Regions from separate parts of the Mus musculus genome. Here all the other regions are linked to region 1. A link is a loop called in an ENCODE intact Hi-C map of the cell type or tissue named here. Cell type or tissue: left cerebral cortex. All regions are shown on one strand.

Evidence for each region. Hi-C counts contacts between places; a loop is a spot of excess contacts. Peaks named below come from ENCODE experiments on the same cell type or tissue, not always from the same donor. Only the 100,000 strongest peaks of a DNase experiment are listed, where the experiment ranks them.
Region 2: it touches region 1 in a loop (2.8-fold over the local background); 19 of 42 quality-filtered maps call a loop at or near these places.
Region 3: a loop joins it to region 1, with 2.4 times the contacts of the local background. A loop is called at or near these places in 8 of 42 quality-filtered maps.

The regions. Positions count from the first base shown.
Region 1 is chr4:114,631,095-114,639,094 of GRCm38, reverse strand. The region is part of intron 1 of Gm33655 (a long non-coding RNA gene); the gene reads left to right. Among named protein-coding and RNA genes, the nearest start is that of Gm12829, 45 kb to the left of the region's middle. In left cerebral cortex, CTCF peaks have their summits at 1,734, 3,046 (motif pointing right) and 4,931 (motif pointing right); DNase peaks (open chromatin) are centred at 3,321, 3,512, 5,290, 7,672 and 3 more places; H3K27ac peaks cover 1,010 bases.
Region 2 is chr4:114,406,618-114,414,617 of GRCm38, reverse strand. Trabd2b (TraB domain containing 2B) reads right to left here and starts at 7,894. Exons shown (of 7, transcript NM_001085549.1): 1 at 7,699-7,894; 2 at 5,165-5,725. The coding sequence starts at 7,800. Gm33710 (a long non-coding RNA gene) reads left to right here. Exons shown (of 4, transcript XR_376557.3): 4 at 523-647. In left cerebral cortex, no CTCF peak of the experiment used is centred here; DNase peaks (open chromatin) are centred at 3,780, 6,926, 7,636, 7,823 and 1 more place; H3K4me3 peaks cover 1,500 bases; H3K27ac peaks cover 2,201 bases.
Region 3 is chr4:114,456,104-114,464,103 of GRCm38, reverse strand. All of the region lies in intron 2 of Trabd2b (TraB domain containing 2B), which reads right to left. Among named protein-coding and RNA genes, the nearest start is that of Gm33710, 35 kb to the right of the region's middle. In left cerebral cortex, a CTCF peak has its summit at 4,281; DNase peaks (open chromatin) are centred at 1,000, 2,815, 3,494 and 4,289; H3K27ac peaks cover 4,100 bases.

The DNA of each region.
Region 1 (8,000 bases):
GGGGCTTCCCTGGCAAATGGTTCATAAGAAAGTATTCCATATGCGGCACTCAGATTTTTATATGATAAACATTGGTTTCCAGAAGCAGCAGCATCCAGGCATACAGGATATCTTTATTTTTCTTTTTTTCTTTTAAAATATATATCTAAAACATTTTATTAGATATTTTCTTTATTTACATTTCAAATGTTATCCTCTTTCCTAGTTTCCCCTCCAACCCCCCCCTATCTTCTCCCCTCTCCCTGCTTACCAATCCACCTACTCCCACTTCCTGGCCCTGGCATTCCCTATACTGGGGCATAGAACCTTCACAGGACCAAGGGCCTCTCCTCCCATTGATGACCAACTAGGCCATCCTCTGCTACATATGCAGGTAGAGCCATGAGTCCCTCCGTGTGTTTTCTTTGATTGGTGGTTTAGTCCCAAGGAGCTCTGGGGGTACTGGTTAGTTCACATTGTTGTTCCTCTTATGGAGCTGCAAACCCCTTCAGCTCCCTAGGTACTTTCTCTAGCTCCTTCATTTGGGACCCTGTGCTCTGTCCAATGGATGGCTGTGAGCATCCATTTCTGTATTAGTCAGGCACTGGCAGAGATTCTCAGGAGACAGCTATATCAGGTTCCTGCCAGCAAGCTCTTGTTGGCATCCACAGTAGTGTCTGTTTTTGGTGGTTGTTTATGGGATGGATCCCCAAGTGGGGCAGTTTCTGGATAGTAATTCCTTCAGTCTCTGCTTCACACTTTGTCTCTGTAACTCCTTCCATGGGTATTTTGTTTCCTCTTCTAAGAAGGATCGAAGTATCCATACTTTGGTCTTCCTTTTGCTTGAGTTTCATGTGTTTTGCAAATTGTATCTTGGGTATTCTGAGCTTTTGGGTTAATATCCACTTATCAGAGAGTACATATCATGTGTTCTTTTGTGATTGGGTTATTTCAGGATGATAGCCTTCAGATCCATCCATTTGCCTTAGAATTTCCTAAATTCATTGTTTTAAATAGCTAAGTGTAAATGTACCACATTTTCTGTATCTATTCCTCTGTTGTTTTCTGTTGTCCTCTGGACATCTGGGTTCTTTCCAGCTTCTGGCTATTATAAATAAGGCTGCTATGAACATAGTGGAGCATGTGGCCTTATTACATGTTAGAGCATCTTCTGGGTATATGCCCAGGAGAGGTATTGCTGGATCTTCCAGTAGTACTATGTGCAACTTTCTGAGGAATCCACAACTCCTCACCCATACTAATTCCTATTAGTACAATTCTTAATACTAATCCATCTTTGTATCCGGTGAGAGATAACTTAGAAAAAAACCCCAGTATTCTATTAGTGTTATTCCAGAATCCTCTCCTCTCCTCTCCTCTCCTCTCCTCTCCTCTCCTCTCCTCTCCCCTCCCCTCCCCTCCCCTCCCCTCCCCTCCCCTCCCCTCCCCTCCCCTCCCCTCCCCTCCCCTCCTCTCCTCTCCTCTCTTCTCTTCTCTTCTCTTCTCTTCTCTTCTCTTCTCTTCTCTTCTCTTCTCTTCTCTTCTCTATAAATGGTTATAATAGTGCTATCCTCCTCCTCCTCCTTTTCCTCCTCCTCCTCCTCCTCTTCCTCATTGAGTGAAGCTTAAATGAAGCAGGGTAATTGCAAGCACCAAGCATGGAGGGATTCGGATTCAGCAGATTTCTAATGTTTTACCTGGTGCCTGGTTCTACAGAGACCCACTCAGTGCCTGTTGTGTGATTACACGATCACAACACAAGGTGTCGCTGAAGAGAGTCTCAAAGCAATGGTGAGGAGAAGCAGTCAAGCAAGACTGAGATGAGGCTTCCTTTGCAGCACAGCAGGTGAGGTCTCTTCCCTATCACTGGGGTCCAACCATATTGCTAAGCACCCAGAAGATGCTGGCTGAGGCCCTGGCTATGCAGAGGCTCCTGAGTTTCCTGACTTTGAATCTGGGAAGTCTCAGAAGACCTCAGAACTCTGGAGAAGAAATGTCTGGAGACATTTTGAGTCTCTGAAAGATTATTCAGAAAACTACGCAAATATATGTTTATTATATATAGTTCATATTAATTTTTCTTTCAGATTTATTGTAACACTTTACTGTGAGTTAAACTAAACTCACTATGGAGATTTTTGAAAACAAGACCCTCCCCCCAGGATAACTACTGAGAATATCTTGCTGTACTAGATTTTTCCACACCTTTTGTTATTTTACATGGTGGAGACAACACTTTGCATACAAGTTAAAGTTCTGTATTTTTTTTCTGAACTTAGCATACAAAGCAGCTTTCGTGTTATGGTAAAAACACTCCTGTGCATTAATTTTAGAGGTTGCACATCCCATAATTACTTATCCAGTTTTCATTTGTGGGACAGGTTAGCTGTTTCTGCTTACTTTCTATTATGCTTTGATGTACCACATACTCTTATGCATGGAGCTGCACATGCCACAGCTACCCACCATTCTTCAATGGTGGGGCAGGGTGGTTGTTTCTGCCTACTTACCATTATACTCCTTGATGTGCTTTGCATCCTTATGTGTGGGCATCTGGTGATGGGATCACCATGTGGACTTTAAAAATACTTGATCTAAACTGCAGAGTAGGGATGATAATTTTAGAGAAAAGCTGGCAGTTTTGCATAAGAGAAGCAACTGTTTTCTCTTGAATGATCTCCTTGGCGACAGCAAGTTAAATTTGAGATCTTGCATGGGCCCTTAACCATGATTGCTTCTCACTAAACAATTGTGACATTGTAATATCTGTTAAATGATTGGCTAAAGGTGAATGGAAAGGAACAGAATGATGGAGTTGCAGGAAAGGGCAGGCATGCGGGATGCCAGAGGAAGATACCACTGGAAGTCCCACCCACATTCTTCCTTGCACTGCTTAAAGTCTCCATGGGGCACGTAGGGGACTGAGGGAACAACGTCATCTCAAAGCCAGAAAAGTGCAGCATCAAGAGGTGAAGATAGATTCAGAATATAGTACAGAGCAGTACAGAGCAGAACTGGGTTGGACTAGTCAGGACTTTCTGGCTACTGGCCCATCTCATGGGTGGACTCTAGGTGGCACTGTGGCTGCAAAAGTTTTAGGCTGAGGTGTTTGGGTAAAGCTACTGGAAATTTGGGAGAGAAAGAAATAAAAGAAAACGAATGTGATGAAGCAGATGCAGAAAGGTAACGACTAGGGAGGAGGCCACAGCTTGTGCTTGGTTCAGAAAAGACAAACTAGACTAAGGTCTCATTCATCTATTCACTCAGTCACCCAATGAGCATTTACTAAGTTCCACCCGAGGTCTGTCATGGTGTGATACAGATAAAGTGGTGGGCTGAGCAGCTGCACCCCTGAAACCATGTAGCTTATAAGAAACAAGAATGGCCAGCATTAGTTGACCCTTGTGTGAATAGGCAACGGTATGTTTGAGACAGATGCTAGGGGCCAGGGGTGAAAGTGTTGAGCTAATCTGTGAGAACACATGGCTAAGAATGGTTGTCCTGTAGAGCTGAGGTTTGAAGATGCTGAGAGTGAACAAGAAGAGAGAGATGAGGGAGGGAGCCTAGCTACAGAGGTCTGTGCTGAAAGGAGTCAGCTGGACATGTGGGAGGGGATTTTTAGCTGACACAACACAAGATTTTTGCCTTTATCCTGAGAGTACCGAAAGCAGTTGCGGGCTCCGAGCAAGGTAGGAGCTGGGTACAGAGTTGTTCGTTGAAAAGCTTTCTTTGGTTTAAGGATGGAAATGGCCTAGGGGGTCACCAGTGAGGAGACTGTGTATCAGGCAGTATAGTTATTTAAGTGAAGGGACTGTGGGACTGGTTGGGAGAGACGAGTCCCAGAGAATGACAACTGGGGACTGAAGACTCTTGGTATGAATGGACACCTGACATCGGCACCGAGAGGAACTGGTATCAGTGACATCGCAGAGGCAGTAGCCTTTGGAAAATGATCAGATTTGGATGAGAAGACCAGCCACTTTTGATACTTTTGGAGGGACTGTCACCTTCTCACCCCATTATTCCTTCCTTGGCTCAGGAGCAGGCAAGGCCATGTAAAGAGGGGGCCTTCTCTCAGCAGTAGGTGTGATCATCACACTGGATCATTGAGGGCCTGCCTGCTATATGACGGTGCGTCCACTCTGCTTCTTCTTTCTTGTGAGGAGCGTGCTGGCATCAGGTACCATCAGACTAGTGTGGCTTTCCTCAAGGTGGACTTTGCTCTGGTGGCTATGGCTCTGTGGGTGGGATTCTGCAGGAGTACGTTTGATATTTTGACCCAAATGTTTACCAGGGTCCATTTCCCAAGGATTTATATTGATGCGAGTTTTACAAAGCAGGCTTGTGGCCAGATACTCAAGCAGTCTTCAAAAGGGGCTAAAGCTGAGATGTTTCTCTCCCTCTGTAGGATCCATAAGGCCTTTTCCTCTGTTATTCTAGAAGGAAGAGAAGAATGCAGTGTATGGCTTTAGAGTCTTCTAAAGTGCAGATGCTAAACAGGTCCGAAGCTTGGAGGAATGGCCTAGGGAAATCACCATGAGTCACCAGTAAGAAATGTGGACTGGGGAAGACAGCTCTGGGTGGGCCTTGAGGAGCTTCGTGTTTTAGGGGGACAGATGAAGGTGTTCTCCTGAAGTAGGCTGGACAGAAAGGGAAGAAGTGAACTGAAGATGAGATGGAGCCCCAGAAACTTGGAGAAGATGGGAGTTTTAGGGGAGAGTGGCTAGCACATGAACATGCTTGTTAGATTGACAGAGATGCTGCTGGTGACTTTAGCAAGCTGAATTTGGAAGGGTGGGTCTCTCATGTTTAAGTCAATGTGAACGTGGTGTCATCCAGTGAGTTTTGAGAAATGCATAGGCCAATGGGATCACTGTTCCAATCAGCCTGTGTATGTCCATCACCCCTAGAAGGTACTTTGTACCCCTTTGCATCCAGTTTCTTTCTAAATCCCTGCCCCCAGGGGGCGTCTTGCTAGATAGATCTGTTAGTTTGCCTGCTTGAGAATTTTATACAAACTCGGAGTGTTGTATCTGACTTCTTTCCCTCCATTTTGAGTAGAGGGAAATGTATGCTCCCCGCAGAAAGTATGTGGGTCTGCAGTAGCAATTCAGCCCTCATGCATGGAGTATCCACTGTTTATCACACATTTCTCCACTCACTGTGGGAATTAAAGTCATGTCCAATGTTTGGCTATTCTGACTAAGGCAGCTATGAACAGTTTTGTATAGTTTTGTGATGTGTTCCAGCATCTTTGATTTATTTTTGTCCAAATCATAGCTAAGAAACCTCACAGCAACAGCAACTGGGAGGGGCTGCTGGGTCCAGGAAAGGATTTATTTTTAAGGTGTAAAAGACTGGTGCATGGTTAAATGTTGCTGCTCATGATCTGCTTGGAGGGATCAGTTAAGGAAAGGGAAAAGGGACGATGTGAACTCTGAAAAGGAGTGGGAGAGAAGATCTTTTCTCAGCTGGAGGGGAAGTATTGGAAGAGAAGCAGAAGCAGAGAAAGATGGGGTGGGTTTGTGAGCAGAGGAGGAGAGGTTTTCATCAGAGGGGTTTGGTTTTACTGTGAAGTAGAAAGCAAGGTTGCAAACAAAGCTGAAAGATACTGCAGGGTGTCAGGGGTTGTGGAGAGGGGCAAGGTATGGAATGGATACTGTAAGGAGGGCAAGAAGTCAGGGACAAGAAAGATGAACTGGGGCTGTTGGACACTGAAGCCCAGTGGAGGCTAATATCTGACAGGAGAGTAACACCCACAGCTTGCTGTAGAGGTCCCACCAGTGGTCTGCCCAGTGCAGACGTGAAGAGGGCATGGGGAATGGCACGTTTCTGAGGAAGTTATCAGATCCAATGGATAACGGATTTCAAAGGATTCCGTGAGCCCTGTGTCAGGTTAGGTATCCATGTGAGTGCAGTGGGCATGTGACTTCAAGTCCAAGTGCTCTTTCCTTGACTCCACAGCCTCTACGGACTGAATGGCCAGGTTTGCATCTTAATCCTGCTCCCGCCTCAGGCTCATCATGTAAGTGCTGGAAAGGTTTACGTTCTCCACGTGATAGAGACACCCAGTCTCAGACAGCTGGAACACACTGGCTGCCGGGATGATTTTCATGTCTGGCCCCAATTCTTTAACCCATATATCAGGATTCCATAGTCAAGGCTTTGCCACACATTTTTATAGTGAGGGGAGTAGCCTTATGTCTTGGTCTTCATAGTTGATTTTGTGAACCTAAAGGATGTTGTGTCTTGGTGATTGCTAAAGAAAGTCACTACCTTCTCAGCCTGCCCAAGAAGTAACATACTCAGCCATTCTGCATTGTGGCCAGGTACTTAGCAGAATCTACATTGTAACAGCTAAGCTGAGCACAGCCAATGGTAACATGCAGCAGAGAAAATGCTTGCAATTGAAGCTACTACAATATGGCTCATTTGTTTCGTATTGTGACTGACTGATACAGAACAGGCCCTCTGTCAAGTGCAGGTGTGGTCACCGACACTGTCTCTACTTTGGACAGATTGGTTTAACAGAGGTAGATGTGACATCCCTTGAGACTTATTTATTTATTTTAAAAGAATACTATTTAAAGATCAAATTCCAATTCTAAAATTGACATGGAAATCTAAGAGGCAGATGGGAATGTTCACATAACTTCTTGGGGAGGCAAAGGTAGCTGAAGAGACTCACTGAATATCTTCTTTTGTGTGCACATGCAAGAACCTAATTGTGATGGGGCTGGGGGAGGGCTGGAGCTAAGCTGAGAAGAGCTGTTGCTGAAGGACGTAGTCAAACATTACACTTCAATACTAGCAAGTGATTTTAGGCTTAACTTGAATCTCTAGCCTAGAGATGTAGGAGAGTATGCAATATAGTGATTTGGCCATGGGATTACTTTTCCCTACATTGGGAATAATGAGGCTGGTGAAAACATATTAGCTAGTGCTCAGTGCAACTTTCAATCAAGTATGAGGTTTGGTATGGGCTTTAATGTCCTAGGTGGACCTCTGGCTGAGTGAGCATGTCAGCCACAGCGTGTCACCAGTGGCCTTATGCTTGTAGGCCGCTTCCTGGTGGAAATGCATCTTCCCAGATGTCAGACCAAATGATCAACTTTATTTAAGTACAAAAATAACACTTTTCATTTTTCTTTATCTCTTTGAGTAAACACCATTATAAGTCCAAACTGGCTTTGGAAGCAGAGATGCTTCTCAGAGAACCCCAAAGGGTACATTGCTCACGGTTTTGATTTTAGGATTCAGATTTTTTTCTTCACATTATTGACATTGAGGGACACTTGATACTGTTTTTATAGTGAAAAGGGCACTAAAGAAAGGGAGAGGCTGAGGGCAAAGGAGAGGGGCGACGGATGGCTCGAAGTCCCAGGACAGGTAAAAGGAGAAGCCTGGAGTCCTGTATGTGAGTGGGAAGATGACTTGGAGGAAAGAAAGGTCCTCTCCTGGCTGAGACAAGGGGTATTGGAGTGCTTGGTGTGTCTGCAACCTGGCGACTGGGGTCAGACAGCTAGCTGAGGAAATTCAAACCAAAGGGCCCAGTGAAATAGGATGCAGACTCCCCCTTGTGAATGAAGGCCACAGTAGTCAGAAAGAACTATAAACAGAGTGGCAGCAGAGCCAGAAGGAAGGGCTGACTGGGCTGAGAAAGCACAAGATGGGTGAGGTATGTGTCCTGATGAAACCAGCTGCATTTGAAGTTGCCATCTGTCTGCTCAGTGGCTTCGTCTCTCAGTGACAGCTCCTGCAGTGTCTTTGGTGGAAGGTCTTCTCTGATTGTGCTCCTGTACTGCACAATCCAAGCTTTAGTTCTTCAAGTTGGGTGGGCTCCAGTGGGTGCTTTGCTATCTGAATGTTTGTTTCTCATAGTGCTCTTCCAAACTATGTGTCTGTAATTTGTGTAGGATATGGAGATGGCCAGATGGTTATGCTGGTCTGGGTAGGTTGGCAGACATAGCATGCATGGCCATCCTGCAGTCAGACTTGAGAAAAGCAACTTGTCTTTCTGT
Region 2 (8,000 bases), 220 kb after region 1:
CAGAAGGCAGAACAGAGTTGGCACTGGAAAGTGCCTAGCTCAATACAGTGATGGGGAAAAAAGAGATAACATAGGCTCGTGGAAGGAAAGTGACTAGTCTCACATCATTGGCAAGGTAGAAAAGGCATGCTTGCTTTGAATCAGAACTTCCTATACTATATGTATTGAATGTCTGTGTCTCTCCAAAATTTACATGCTTACACCTAACCCCTGGAGTGATGATAGGGCTCTGACTGATAGAGATTGAGTCATGGTGACAGAGCCTTGCAAATTACTGACCTAATAAAGAGGCTCAAGGAAAGTCACCATTCTCTCTTGTCCCTTATCACCATGTGGTTTTATCTATGTCACCACAGAAGTTCCATCTATGAAGCACAAGCCTTCATCACATATTGAATACCTTGATCGTCAACCTCAAAGCCTCTAGAATCATGAACAACTTAGTGTAAGATGTTTTGTTGTAGTATCTCTTAGGGACCAGAACAACTCACTTGATGATTTTGCTATTTTGTGTCCCTACAGGATGCAATGAAGCTGTTGAAGTTTACAAAGGGAGGCCTGTTGCTGTGATTTATGCATCCTTCCTTTATACATTCATTTTCTCACCCATGCTGGGTTATAGAAGGGAATAAAAGATGCATATCATAGGCTGCTGGCCATCAGTTATCATTCATTGTGAAAATATCTAGAATGCACTTTTTATCTATTAATTAACCAGACACATATACAGAAGCTCTGACTATACGTAAACTCAGAAGACCATTCAGTATTAACTCTACAGGTTTAGCTTAAATTAGAGGGCTATCTTCACAGTAGTCTCGTGGGAAGCTGGAGATGAACTTCTGGGAGATGATACCCAGAACATCTTTGGGAACTCCTATACTGGAATATGTTAAGATTTAATTTTTAAGCCAGAGGGAGAAAGCTTTAGTACTTTAAAATTATTTTTTTCTTTTTGTATTTTATATTTTACTGTATCCATAATGATATACCACACATATATATCTATACATGCATATATATATATATTCACCAGATAATATCATGAACTATGAAAAACAAAACAAAACAAAATCAAACCACCTTGTAGATTAAAGAGTATAGGTTTTAGCAATGGTTGTTCTTGATCCCCTGGTCCTGTGTATGTGATCAAGCCAATGACCCAACTTTTTCAAGTCTTAGCTTATTGTCTTTACAGTAGATATGACAATAAAGCTTTTAGCACTTCCCTAGGGACGTTGAGGTCCAATGTTAAACCCAGCACAAAGATAGAGCTCAGCAATTGATTCTGTGATTTCTAACTCACTGAGGAAGAGACTGAAGAATTTCACAAATATTTTGTGCACTTTCAGCAGACTCCAATTATGGCTTTCAGACACCAGATAGTGCCAGGGCATGATGGTAAAACCCAGCAGTGGACAGAGTAGTGTGATCCTTCTTCTCTCACCAAACCTAGAAAGACCACTTAACTCAGAGTTTTCTCAGTCAGTGCCTTCACCATATAGTGAGAGTGGACAGAAGAGGAAGGACTGAAAGTCCCACCTTGATGCTCTGACTCTGTAATACAGTTCCTCACGTTGTGGTGACCCCCAACCATAAAATCATTTTTGTTGCTATTTTATAACTGCAACTTTGCTGTTTAGAATCTTAATTAAAACTTTTTGGAGTTACAGGTTTGTCAAAGGGATCACCACCCACAGGTTGAGAACCACTGCCCCAGAGAGAGTAGTGGCAACAAGTATCAGTCCCTGGAAAAAGCAAGCAAAGCTGATAAGGATCTCCAGGTCCTAAGACTGTCATAAGATCTGGCCTAAAGGTTTAAACACCCCAGGCTTCCAAAAGCAGGGGCTTGCCACCTTCACACTTTCTGTAGTACTAGAGATTGAATCTAGTGTCTAGTGTTCTACATCCAGTAAGTACTTATCACTGAGCTAACCATCTTTCTACTTTGCATTTTGAGACAAGGTCTCACTAAGTTGCCTGGCCATGAACTCACTCTGCTGTTGAGGTAGGCTTGAACTTATGATCTCCTGCCTCGGTCGGCCTCCTGGAGAGCTGCAGTTATGGGACTGTGTTCTTTCTCCCCCATCCTTTACACAGTCCAGCTTCATGTTGTCTAGCACCAGTTGGACAGTGGATATGGCTGCTGAAAGACAGGCATGCCCACTTCTCATGTAGCAATCTTTATCCCCTGCCCTGGAGCCCACTAAGACTCCCTGCCAAGAACAGAAACCACATATAGGAAGTTCTTCAGTCATTTAGAGTCTCACAGACTGGCTCTGTTCCTTATTAGCCATGTGGCCTTGGGCAAGTCATTCAACCATACTCGGTGCCCACCTTAGAAAGCCAAGGGGTTACAGGGAGAATTCAATGAGATGGAAATGCACATGGAGCTTCCTGCTGGGTGCCTGGCACGTGCAATTGATTAGAATGGTCCTATGGAATGTCAGGGCTGGAAGGGGCATGAAAGATGACCTAATCCTGGTGTCTGATTTCACAGGCAGGGTGAACTGAGCCCAAGGAGAGGAACCGACTTGTCCAAGGTCACATGGTAGAATCTTAGTGATACTGAATCTAGCACCTTGAGTTTATTTTTGAAATCAAAGGTCAAAAACCTCTCACTAGACCTGCTTGCTCTTCCTGCGAGCTAAGCAATTACCAACTTCCCAAGCTTCCCCCATTCTCTGGCCCCGTAAGTCCAATTGAAACTTTGTTCTCTACTTAGTAAGCGAAATGCATAATTTGACCCTGAAAAAAAATACATAAAATTAAACCTGAAATCTCAGGCTTTAGCATAAAAGCTGTCTTTGAAGCATTTCCTCCCATCTTCCTTGCTCACTGCCCACCCCCCGATTTTGCAATAACAGTAATGCTTCAAGGAAAGAAAAAATAAAAATCTGATGCACATAACAGATATTTCAGCCCAATAACGCATCACAGATGTTCCTATCACACTGTGCATGCATGCATACAATTTTACTGAGAGGGCAGTGGCATTTCTGACTTTCAGGTTGGAGATCCCTACCGACCCCATCTGCCCAGGCTCTGGATTCCCTCTCTTCCCAGTTCACCCATGGCTGCCCAAGAGGATAAAGGAGGGGTTTCATCACTTCACTCCAAGATGATATGAGGACAAATTGGTGCCGTCAGGCTCTTGGGCAGGTGGTGAAGGGTGTGCAGATTAGGAAAGGAGTGGACTCCTGTTTTCTTTTGCCTGAGACTTGTTTGTTACATCCCTTTCAAGAGGCTGGACCCAACAATTTGAAGAGCGGGCCCAGGCTGGTGGTGGGGTGGGAGTGTTTTTGCAACAGAAACTGGAGTCTGTTTGATCTTCAAACATAGGCTTTGGAGACTGTCAGCAGGCTCCTCACTGGCCGATGAACGGTTCTCAGTAACTTTAAAACATACGCTCACACACTTCGCAGCAAATGTTTTCAACCCACCAGAGCCGTCATTTGGTTGAACAGCAGTGTTTCCAGACTCCCGAAGAAAGATAGTTTTGTTGTTTTAAGAGAGACAGATTAAAGCCAGGGACTGTTTAACCAGAGAGCTCCAATACTTCCTTCAGCCCTTGTCAGGTTCCCCTGTGGTTGGTACAAAGAGAGTGATAGTGGATCCCTCACCTCCCAAACCTAAAATAGATATCTTTGGGGGCTAGACATGAGGACTATGGGCAGAGAGGCCTCCCACAAAACTGCCTCCAAAATGAGATGGGCGGTGAGTGCTGGGGCCCCTCTGCCACAGATAATATCAGCTCACGAGGCTGGCAAGGGGAAAGTCACTTCAGAAGCAAAGTGCCGCTCTGTTCAGAGGGCTCGGCGCTGGGGCAGAGAATACACAGGATTTTCCCCGTGGAGATGGAGGCAGGCATAGTCAGAACCCTGCGGGGCGTGACTAACTGCCCCAATATTCCTGCCACCGGGCCCTCTGGGTAAGGACTCCACAATTATGGGAGAGCCAGCAGGAGAACTCACAAACCAGCCTTTCATTTGGCCGGCAAATCAATCTGGCTTCTTACCTCCCTGGGGACAATATTGCATTTCCCCTGGAAAAACAAAGGCCAGAGATCTCGGAAGGGGGATCGGCTTCAACAGCAGTTCCCTGGTGACGCACTTGCAACATCTCTGGAGCAATTGGGTCTGATTCCAGGGATAGAGTCTGGGGTCCAGTCTTTTTATGAGTCTTTCTCCTTAATGATGACCACACATGTCATGAGACCACACTTTGCTTAGAGCATCAACCTATACTGGGCCTCCTTGTAGGAGTCCCAAGTCCTGGAGCTCCCATCGTGGGTTGACAGCTCCGTTCTCTAGGCACAGATGTGAACTTATTGTTCCCAGGGCCTCTGAGTTGAGTTTGGGACTAGTGAGTTGTGAATGACCTCTGCCCATGGGGACAGGCTTTTAATGAATTTAGCTGAATCAGGTCTCTGACAGCCAGAGACTTTAAACTTCTTAAACCCCTCCTTTCTCCCTTACTCCCTAGGTTCAGAAATCAGAACTGCCAAACTTCAGACAACACATTTCTCTGAAATTATAACCCACAAACTCTCCTTGCTGACTGGAAGTCCGTTCCCCCCCCCCCCCCCCCCCGTCTTAGGGAGGCAGCCCCAGAGTCACAGAGCTTAGCAAAGGCCCAGGGAACCATGCAGAACTTAGTGTTAATCAGCAAAGCAGTGCTGGTGGAGGCCAAGTCCACAAAACCTTCCTTGACAGCACAGGCTAGGCACCTCTGTGTAGTCTCTATAAACACACCCACAGGTGTGTATCCAAGCAGCCTCAGGACAGCCCTGTTCTCTGAAGCCCTCAGGGCCTGGGGAAGACTGCTGCAAATGGGCAACTCCCTCCTTCTGTTTTGAATCACTCTGATGCTCCCAGGGAAATTCTTTCTGCTCAGGCAAGCACAGCAGGTGGAGAGTGGATATCCCCAACAGGGAACCACTGAAATGGAAAGAAACACCCAAACTCTGGCATGTAGTAGTTTCCCCTGACCCCAGTAGAGCAGCCCAGTGCTATTCAGGACCAGAGAGATACTTTTGCTTGGGGTAAGAGACAGGGAGGATGGGACCTGACTCTGGCTGTCTGCTGGAGCATGACAAAGATCAGAGACTAAGACCAAGACACTGGGGACCGACCGCTAGCTAGGCTGGCAAGTCGGTTCTTACCTGGGAGAAGTTGAGCCCATTGAGAGGATGGCACTGCTCCTCAACCCGCTCCACAGCCCCTGTGCTCTTCTTCATCTTCTCAGCCTGCTGGGCCAGGTAGAGGTCCAGCACAGGCACACCTCGGGAGCGCACATCTGTCTCCGTGAGGGAGTTCACCATGAGCATCACCCACACGGGCCTCTTGCGCTCCCAGTTACCAGCAATGGCATTGAACAGGTAGTCAGCATACAGCCCCTTGCCGCGCTGTGCTGGCGTCATCCAGGAGGGGATCATCAGCTTCACATAGTCCAGGTGGCGCTTCAGGCGCCAGTAGAGCTCCCTTGGCAGCACGTCCTGCAGGTTCTCCCCATGGGGCAGCAGCTGGCAACTGGCCAGGGCTGAGATGGTATAGGGATCTGTCAGATCCAACTCAAAGTAGACGTGAGTGCTGGCCTGGAAGGCTGCTTTGGAATTATCAGGGATGAAGTCCCAGACTCGGGTATAGGGAACGTGGATGGTGCCAAACAAGTAGGCTGGAGGATGGCGCCGAATAGTCCACAGGAAGGAGTTCAGGTCCCTCTGCTACATGGAGAGAGAAGAAGAGAGGCAGATCAGTGAGGCCAAAGGCAGCAGGGCAGAGCCAGGGTTGGCACTGAGAGATTGCAGGGGTAGATGGGGCCAGAAGGCAGAGGCCCGCTGGCAAGGGCTTTCCAAGCTAAAAGTTCCACATTCAAATGCTGGCTTTGTCCTTTCTTAGTTGGATAATTTGTAGTATATCATTCTACTTCCCAGACTCAGTTTCCTCTTCTGCAAAATGGGGGTGAGAATGGGAGTTATTGGTAGGAGTGAAAAACAGAACATACATATCTGAAGCCCTCAGAGTGGTGCCAGGCACGGAGGAAGTGGGCAACGAAAGGAGGCTCTCTTTATGACTAGCTTTCACTGTGAAAGCCAAGGGCTGCCACACCACCTGAGAACATTCATGCTTGGCCAAGCCAAACCTTCACCAGGGTGTTTCATGTGTAGGGTGGGGGGGGGGGGACCAAGAGTCCTGCTCTGGCAAGAAAAGAGGAAGTCATATAACTTTTAAATACAGCCATTAGAAGACACATGCCAAGAGTACTCTGAAAGCAGAACACCTATTAAAAATAGCACACCTATTTCAGCAGCTCCTTCCCGTTCATCGGGTGGGTAAGGCTTTCTTCTTGGAGGGCAGGTCACGGGTGTTAGCTACTTTGCTCCACTCACTGAGACCATAGGTGAGAAAGGGTTTTAAAATCTTGCAAAGCCAAAGCAAGTCTCAGTTGCTGGTGTGGGAGGAGAGGATTTCATAGAATTAACCCCAGGAAGCATACATATTCTGGGTGCTTTCTAAACTCCCCCCACCAAAAAGGTGAGCCTAGCTCTCCATTTCCAAGTCTGTCTTTGTCTGTGACCTAGGCACACACTATGGTTGTTTTTTCCAGTATCAATTAGGATTTGGAAAGAAACAGGAGTAGGGGACTATCTCCCAAGCAAAGTCAGTTTCCATCTAGAAAAGTCCCTGGAGTGACCACTGACCACTTAACAAACTTTAGGTCAACTCATAACATATTCCTCCCTGATTCTGGCACAAATGAAAAGTATTTATTGTGGGTGGTGGACACAGAACCATAGTTTACCAACAAACCTTACAAATGTGAATGCACAATAGACAGTGCCTACCAGCTATCCAGCTGGTTTCTTGCACAAGGCAGACTGCTAGCTGTGCACCTTGCCCAAGGCCAACCTATGCCCTGCTAATAGGGTAGCACAGGAAGATCCTGCAACAGTATTCTCGTCTCCTGGCATCTAGTTCAGGATGATTGCCAACGCATTAATCTATATTTGAAGATAAGGGCATTGCAGGAAAAAATATCAAGAGATGCCGGGTTTGGAGAGGAAAGTTGGGAGAAGCAATAATTACTTGGTGCCCTTAGGAAAATATTAGACAAGCAAGTTCATCCTGTCATTTCCGTTTCTCTCCTATGATATCTTACCCTTTTCAGGAAACAGGGGCATTTGGGACAATCGGTACTGGGTAGGGTCTGGGGTACAGAGGGAGAGGAGTGAGAATGAGCACCAGGGTTGGAGGATCCAGCCTTAGGTCAGAAAAAGGGTCAAGGAGAGGGAGGGATGCCTGGCCTGGGGCACTGTGTGAATGAAACAGCAAAAGGGTTGGAAGTCAGGGTGTAGAAAAGGGTACTAGGTGTTGGGAAGATGAAGTCAGAAGAAGGCAACCAAAGGGTAAAGGTAGGATAAAAGACAGGAGAGTTAGAAGCGGACACAGAGAGGGGATCCATCCAACCAAGACCAAAAGTCTAGGGGAAACTGTCCGCGAGTGGAGAAGGAACCATCTGGGCTGGGCTCAGACTTGGAGTCCGGGAGGACAGATGCTAGGGAAGGGAGCCCAGGCTGTGCCCAGAGGGCGGAGGTGGAGCGAGTGGGCTGAATGGAGAAGGCTGGTCCCAAACCCTGGCCCCTCAGGCTGGAGTGTCCAGGCAGGCGGGAGAGTGGCAGGGCTGGTGCTCGCTCACCGATCCAGGCGGCCGGCACTGTCCTCCGTCGGGGGGTTGCGGACGGGCGCGGGCGGTGGCAAGGAGGGCGGCTAGCAGCGGCCCCGCCAGGGCGGCGTGCATCCTGCCGGGGCCCGCGGGACGCGGGGGTCCCTCTTGGGCAGCGCCCCCTCAGCAGGGCGGGGAGCCCCCAGCTGGGCACCGAGGATCTTCTGGAGCACAGGGCTCCAGGCGCGAGATGCTGGGAGCCCGCTGGGGCGTGGCTGGATGTCCCTGTCGGACCTGGGGGTCTCTCTGGGGCGGGGCTCCGGTCTGTTGGAAGA
Region 3 (8,000 bases), 170 kb after region 1:
ACTGTGTTCTGAATATGCTGGGTCAAGTCCTGGAGGCTGCAGGAATTGAGTGTTCCTCGCACCTGGAGAAGGTTCAAGGCTCCTTCCCACAGACTCTGGCTCCTAGTTAGGAAAGTTTTTGTCTTCACTTGTTTTGGTTTGCTAGGGAGATTCCACATAGTAGGACTGCTAGTCTAAGCAGCCCCAATGGAGGCCTGTCCTTCTATAACCCCTTCACTGAGAATTCACCCACAGCACTTCTGGATCCTGTCAGGAGGCTGCTAACTATGGGTAAGAGCTGAGCATCCCTGAGGGATTAAAGCACTCAATGGTTTTCACAGAAGAAAGAAGCCAAGGTGATTTCCATGAGGTCAGAATCCCTGTCCCCATCCCTCCTCCTCTTCTAGAAGGCTCAGTCTAGCAGCCATTATTAAATGGTAGCTATGTATTCCACTGAGAAGCATAAGCTGGGTATAAAACCTTGCTCCTAGGATCAAAGAGTGGATGATAAGCAAAATCCTCATGAAGACAGGATCACATAGCATGAAAATACACACAGGCGCAATATAGGCGAGTGTAGGGTTGGTTATATGACCATGAGGCAGACACCCTTCACAGCAAGAGCAGATGGTGTGTGTGTGTGTGTGTGTGTGTGTGTGTGTATGTACATACTCGTATAAAAGAACTCTTTCTAAGTATCTTGGAGGTCTAGGAAAAACTACAAATAGAGAAAGGCAAGAAGATAAAAGAAGATAAGAGACTATGTAAAGGGGGTGTGTTCCAGTTAGAGCTGCAGGACAGGGCTGACTTGGCCTTTTCTCTGGCATGTGTGAACAGTGGTCCCTGGGCTTGGGTGGTGGAGACCACCCGAGATGCTAGGCTCAGTCTTCCTGCTCTGGGTGACTCAGTCTCTTGCAGCCCTGTTTCCTTGACAATATGGTAAACATGGGAACCATAAATCCATTTGCAAACATCTACGCTTCCAAGTAACAAGCCCAAAGCCATCCCACGAGCATGGTATGCCCAGTCCTGGGGTGGAGCCAGCCTGCAGGCAGGAGGACTGGCTTCCCCTGGTGGAGCTGACGCCTGCTTCTGGAATCTCCCTCCAGAAAGCAAGGCTCCATCCAGTCTCAGGCTTCCTGTGAGGAGCAGACACATGCCAAAGCCACCTGTAGCAGAAAATCCCTAAAGCCATGAAGGATGCTTCAACACTGTCAGGAGGAAAAAAGTAGGGCACATATGATAGGGATACCTAGTAGACAAGGAAGGGTGCTGAGCCAGGGCCAGGCTGTGACACAGTAGGGCAAGCCTGGTTTTAAATCAGAACTTGACTCCTCATCTGTAAGGTGAGGGGAAGAAATTTCCTCCTTGCCTGGTCTCTTCCAAGAAGCTGAATAGATGAGGCAGGAATTCCAAGAATCAATGTGGTCTGAACAAGATGTCTGCTCTTCACTCCAGTCTGTATCTATATTGGTGGATGGGAAGCCATTAGAGATGGCCTGGCCTTTGGTACTCAGGATGTGCTCTGTAGACTGACAGTGTCCTGGGCACATGGGTATGCCTCAGCCAAGACCTTATAAACTAGAATCTGTAATTTAACAAGGTCCTCAAGTGATTCATGGCCACAGTCAAATTCAAGAAATACAGTTCTAGTCCCCAGTATGCAGTCACCCCCATGTTGCCAGTGGAGAAACTACGGCTCAGCTCTACCACACCACATATTAATAGTGACAGGCATGGGGCCAGCAAGCAGTGCAGTACAGAGGAAAGGTCTCAGAGCCTGAAATTAGAGTGACCCAAGCTCAGCTCCTCCTTTGGTGACATCAATAGGCATTGTTACCTGGAGAGAAAGCTAGGTAACTTCTCTGAGCTTTAATGTTGCCGTCTGTAAAATAGGGGTGATACGCTATGTTTCTGGTGAGGACCTAATGGCATTCATAGCAGATCTCCTGTACGGTATATTCCCCTCACATACTTCTTGATCACAAAAGTTGCCTTCTGTTTTCCTCAGCTTCTGGGCTCTATACTTGGAATGGGTGAGCTCAAGACCCTGTGAAAAAATTGTTTCTCTGCCTCCAGCAATGCTGAGAAGAGGGCAAAGCTCCCTCAGGGGACACTCAGGTACCTGAGGCCTATATTTTGAAAAGATCTGAGTGGTACTCCCCAGAAGGAAGTTAGTCTGCAAACTAGTTAGTTTGGTACCCACGGGCAGCACATGGACCACTCTGAAAGTGCGGATGAGATGCCCCTCAGGCCCTCACCCTGAGCTGGTACGGTTATGTGTCCATCTATGTGTCTAACTTCTGGCTCCTTTCAAGGACTAACACAAACCCCATCTCTCTTCAAACAAGTCTGTTGCTGACATCCCTGTTGGAACTGCTGTCCAGGCAACTCCCTAAGGGCAAACTTAAAAAGCTGGAGTCCCTCAGCCTGGTATTTTTCCCTGTTTGGCTGGACCTGATGGCTGGTAGGTTTGTGAGCACAGTTGATTTCCTCCTCAAAGGTTTTGTTCCTGTCAGAGACGTTCTTCCTGTAAAGTCTGTGCAGCCTTTGCTTACACAGCCAGGGCTAAGCTGAGACAAAAGACGAACCCAGAACCCAGAAGCAAAGAAACGTCTGGCTCTCAGACAGTTACTTGAATGGAGGGGCCAGGAGGATTAGAGTCCTGGGTGACTCCGTTGCCTCACCCAGCTCATTCCCATCTTCTGGAGTCTCACTGTCTCAGAGCCCTGCCCTGTGTCGTACTTTATCGTGTCTTTTCTGAAGAAGACTGTGAGAGGCTTGGGAACAGCTCAGTCTACATCTCTCCACTGTCACGCCCACTCCTGTCTGGTTACACACATGATCTCCCAAGGCTGGTACAGCAGGCATCCTGTCACCATCTAATGTATGCACAGTAACACCTGGTCTCCTTCTACTAAGCGTCCCTCTACTTTCACTCTACAAAGCTGCCCTCAGGTGGCTGGCTGAGCCACTGTGAGCCAGTGTCTGGGACCTGGTAGACATGGAACACACACACACACACACACACACACACACACACACGAGAGAGAGAGAGAGAGAGAGAGAGAGAGAGAGAGAGAGAGAGAGAGAGAGAGAGAGAGAGAGAGAGAGAGAGAGAGAGAGAAAGAGAGGAAAGGGGGGAGGTGTTAAGCAACTCAAGGGGCTCCTGTCCCTGTGTGAGGCTGGGACTGGACTTTATGGAAAAAGGCTAACACGATTCTCTTTCCCACCATCTACAAAGCCTGGTAAAAACATATGACTGTCTAGTGTCTGGAAACTGCAAAAAAATCTTCTATCAAATTCTTAATTCCCATCTCTCTAAACCGTGTCTGCTACCTCCCATCAGGCCAATGTCACCAAGGCCTGAGCGCTCCCTCCCTGCTCACTGTATTCATATTCACTCCCACGTAATCCACCTCCCCCAGCATTTTGTACTTCAATGTCCCTAACCCACACTAGTCCCTCTCTTGGAATAGTCTTCCTCCACACCTCTTTTTGTGGCTTCCAGCACCTCCGTGTTTTCCAGGGAGCCTCATGATACTCCTCTTTGTCTCCTGGGCTCTTGTACATGCTGTTCCTTCTATTTATATACCTTTCCTATCACTCCTGGCACTTGCATAACTGCTTCTACTCTGGCTGTCCTGAGCTACATGCTCCCACAATTCCCTGCACTGTTTTCATACGAAAATGGACCTGCCTTATAGACTGGCTTTCTCCTCTATCTCTTCCTCTTCCTCTTCCCCCCTCCCACACTTACTCTCTCTCCTCTTCCAGATCTCAGTACCCAAGCAGTTATGTGCTCAGGCTCAGTGTAGACTGAAGAGTATATCTTAAGTTTCCTGGAACTCACACCAGCAGCCCTCCCACCTGAAGGTAAAGTGTATGGCACGGCCAGCCAAGGTTTAGAGTTCAATTCCCTGAATACCGTCCATGTCAAACAGAAGACGCCAAGAAAGAGAAAGACCAGGGGGCCTAAGATTTATGAGGAAAGTCAGCTTGGAAAAAGCCATAGCCCCAGAGGTGGGCAGGAGCATAGCTCCTTCCTCGGGGATGTAGACCACTCCACATCTCTGTATCGTGAGCCCCATGGATCAGTGTTTAGCTCCTGGCTCACTCTAGCAATCCCCTGTCCTTCAGCTTGATGCAGGCCAAGGCCACTGTCAGCTTGAGAATGTGAAGAGGGAGCACAGTGCAGGCGATGGTTAGCCATGCCTTGCCCCCTCCCTCCTCTCTAAAGCTCCACCAAGGACAGATTTAGGAGCAGCTGTGTGACAGCATGACTCCTTTGTTGGCAGCATACATACAGAGCCTAATTCCCCATTTAGCCTCCAGGCAGCCCTAGTCCTGGAAAAGAGTTCAGAAAAGCTGCAAGTCATCCACTCCTCTGTCACTTCTAGGGCGCTGAGTAGCGAGGATGTCAAGGACCAGAGAGGGAGAGGGACTAATCCAGAGCCCCACTGTCAGACCACAGGCAGATCCCCTGATGTGGGCTATTCACTGTGGGACGTCCAAAGGCCGTGCTCATGGTCTTCTTGGCACAATTGTTCAGATGAGAAATAAAAGCAAGGTGGAGTTCCTGGTGGGGAAAAGAAAGGCACAGCTACAGAATCTTAGAGCCAAATTGGAGTCCTTTTAGTTCTTCTGGCTTTGGACCATTCCAGAGCTCCACAAAATAAAACAAAACAAAAATAATGGTTATTTCTACTGTTTCCAAAGGAACCTAACATTCGAAAGAAACAAGTGGCTTGTTCTCCATGTGGCCACTGCTCTGTCCATTATGTTTTTGTCAGGTGATTTATGAACAGGGTAAGCAACGAGGAAGGGAAGGCTGTGGCCTGCTCAGAGCCTGCATCTCAGAGAATCATACAAACACACAAAGCAACAGATGACCAGGGTAGAAGGTTAGAGAAGCAGACTGCAGGGGCCACTTCTGATCTTTGGGGCTGTTCTCATCAAGAGAGGTGATCTTGTTTAGGATATTAGTTTCTACTTCGACTGAGGTGGAAGTCTGTTTTCTGGTTCAGGGTTCAAGAATAAAGGTTCTGACACCAGCAGAATTTGCACTGTTTGATTTCTAGGCGGTACTATGAGGAGTAAAGTTTCTGGAGTAAGGAGCCATGTTTCTGGAGACACTATGTAGTGAGCCCCTGAGAGTATGCCATAGGGCAGAACTTCCATGTCACAGTAGTTACAGCCAAGGGCACTGGAGAACTTACAAAATGAGTGCCCACTGCCAGAATGTCTTGCTGACAGCTTAGGAACTGGATGGGAGACAGTAATCCATTAAGTCTAGAATGGTTTATTATGGTAGCAAAAGATAGCTCAGAAAGTCAGGTCATGACAACCTGCCCCCATCTGTTTCCTTCCCATGAAAGAAGAAGAAGCAGAGAAAAGGGACACGGGGATAGTAGAGCTACTTTCTGAGGATGTCCTGGGAATATTTTGACTAGATGTTTTAAAGAAGGGCAGCCATGTGATGATTCAGAGATGAGCTGCCAGGTAGGGGGCCTAGAGGGGAGAATGGGAGCTCCTTTGAGGAGTAGCAGAACAGCAAAAGAACTAGAGGAAGATGGAGAGGCTGCCAGGTGGAGAGGGTGGCAAGTCAGAAAGAGATCTACCAGGCTCCAACAACAGAAAGCCTGGAGTCCACTGCAGGCCTTGGCCTTGATTCTTGGTGAAAAGTAAGTTCTGACCTAGCTCAATGTTGTGGGTTCTACAAAATAGCTGTGGAGGAAGCAGCATCATGGGAGGGGTACTTACTAGGGGGCTAGGATGAGGTGATGGTACTGGAGAAGGTAGCAGAAGCAGGATGTAGTAGTACTCATTGCAGCTGGCCTTCCTGCATAGTCTGGTATTGGGGCAGAGAGGCACAGCTTAAGGTGAGCTCCTGCACTTTGGCTTTGAAGCATTCACCGAGATTAAACTTGGGGAGGGGAGGTTTTGAGAAACCTGAGGGAAAAGACTGAATTGGAGTTTGGTCATAAACATGTTAAACTTAAGGCTCCTGATGGTCAGATCAGTATTAGTAATATAACGTGAGGTGTAACCACCATGTTTCCAGTTGGCTCAGATCTACCTAGTTCCTGTGAATCCTGGCCCAAATCCTAAGACCTTTGTGGGTGCCATATTATAAACACTTGAAACAAGTGACATGCCAGCATGGGATTGAAGGCTTTGGAAGGGGGTAGGAGTATCTGAAGTGTAGACAGGGAGGGTATGTCAAACAGAGCATGCATGATCAAATTTAGGAAAAGTGATCCCAGGGCAGCAGTGGTAGTGGAGCTGAGCTGAGAAGACTAGGGGAGGTGAGTAGAGAAGGGGAGAGGAGGAAAGGAGAGACTGTGAGGATGTCCAACTCATTGAATTTGAGCGATATAGGGAATTGGGAGGTAGGGCAAGATCTGGGAGGAGCTGAGAGGGAACTTGGGCCAAGCAAGTTGTTTGTAGAAGAGGATCGTACAGCTCACATGTGTGCTGGTGACTATCCATGATGGGTAATGATGCAAAGGCTCAGCACAGGAGCAAAGGAGCTCAGGGAGGAGCCTGTGAGCGAGACAGCAAGCTACCAAGAGAATGTAGCTCATCCAGTCACAGCCATGATATATCAGAACTTGCAATGGTCAGAGACAAGTGGTCATGGGTGAGGGTAGGGACTCTGAGAAGGTTTCTGTTTCTTCTTGTTAGCATGGGGATAAACTGTCCCTATCTCTCAGGGGCTGCTGGAGTCAGGCAAGGGTTACACAAGTTCATAGCTGTCAAGTAACCAGCTTAGAAAACAGGCGTTCTAGCAACTACTGAGGTCCAAAGTCCTGGAAGTGGCTCAAGTCATGTGATCTGGTCATTCAGCAAGGCCCCTGGGTCTGAGCTCCTCTGAGAGCAGAGGTGGAAGTCAGTGGAGTAGAAGGGAAGGCCATCTCCCACCTTCCAGCCATTCCATGCCTTTCATGAGGGAGTCCCTGTTGTTCTCGACCTTGCTCTGGTAGTAATGACTTTCTGGAAGTACCCCATGTGCGCAAACACATTCTGCAGCCATCAGCTTGGAATTGTGGGACACACTGTCATCCAGGCCACTCTACTTAGAATGTAACTGGGCACCTTATATCCTTTAAATGTTAGCTTAGGCTTTAAATGTGCCCCTGAAGAAAATCATTTCCTGTATCCTCATTCGGGAGATCTTATCTCTTGGCTGAGCTTCCTACCCACCATTTCTGGCCCTCAATATGCCTCTTGAGGGGTAGAAGAGCCACAACATCTTGGTAACCTGGCACCATGGGGATCGGCTGGCTCAAACTTCTCATAAGCAGTAGACAAACTATGAGGCAGGCTAGACTGTCTAGTTCTTTAAGGACAGGCATGTTCTGGGCCCAAGGTTTCCAATACATGTGACACATGCACATGGCTACTGGGTCCTTAAAACATGCTGGTGCAATTGAGAAAGTGATTTTAAAGTATTTCACTCTTGAAAATTAAAATTTCATGTTAGCATTCAAACTATGGGGTTTCACCATAGAATCTCCATACATTTTCCTTCTATAGTGTTCTTCTCCTGGACCCTTAAATTCTACCCTCTCGCCCCTACCACTGGCTCCCTTCTTTCCCAGTCAGTTCTCTTTACTGCTTTTCTATTACCCAATATCCCACCTCCCTTAAGCTCAGTGGCGTAAGGAATTTTCAGACAAGTCTGACATCCCCAGTTCAATCCCTGGCCCACAATAAAAGAAGGAAAGAATAGATTGTAGAGGATTTCCTCTGACCTGTGCAGGCCTCCCCCAACGACACACCACACACACATACAAGCATATATATCTTAAAATCTAAGCTGTCCATATGAGAGGAAACAAGGCATTATGTTTCCAAATCTGGCTTATTTTGCTTAGCATGGGGCTTTTACTGTGAATGTCATGATTTCATTTCTTTACGGCCTGGCATCCACTGTGAGTATATACCTCATTTTCTTGTTGCATTGATCTGTGGGTGGTATCTAGGCTAGATCATTCCTGGTTACTGTGAATCCTGCA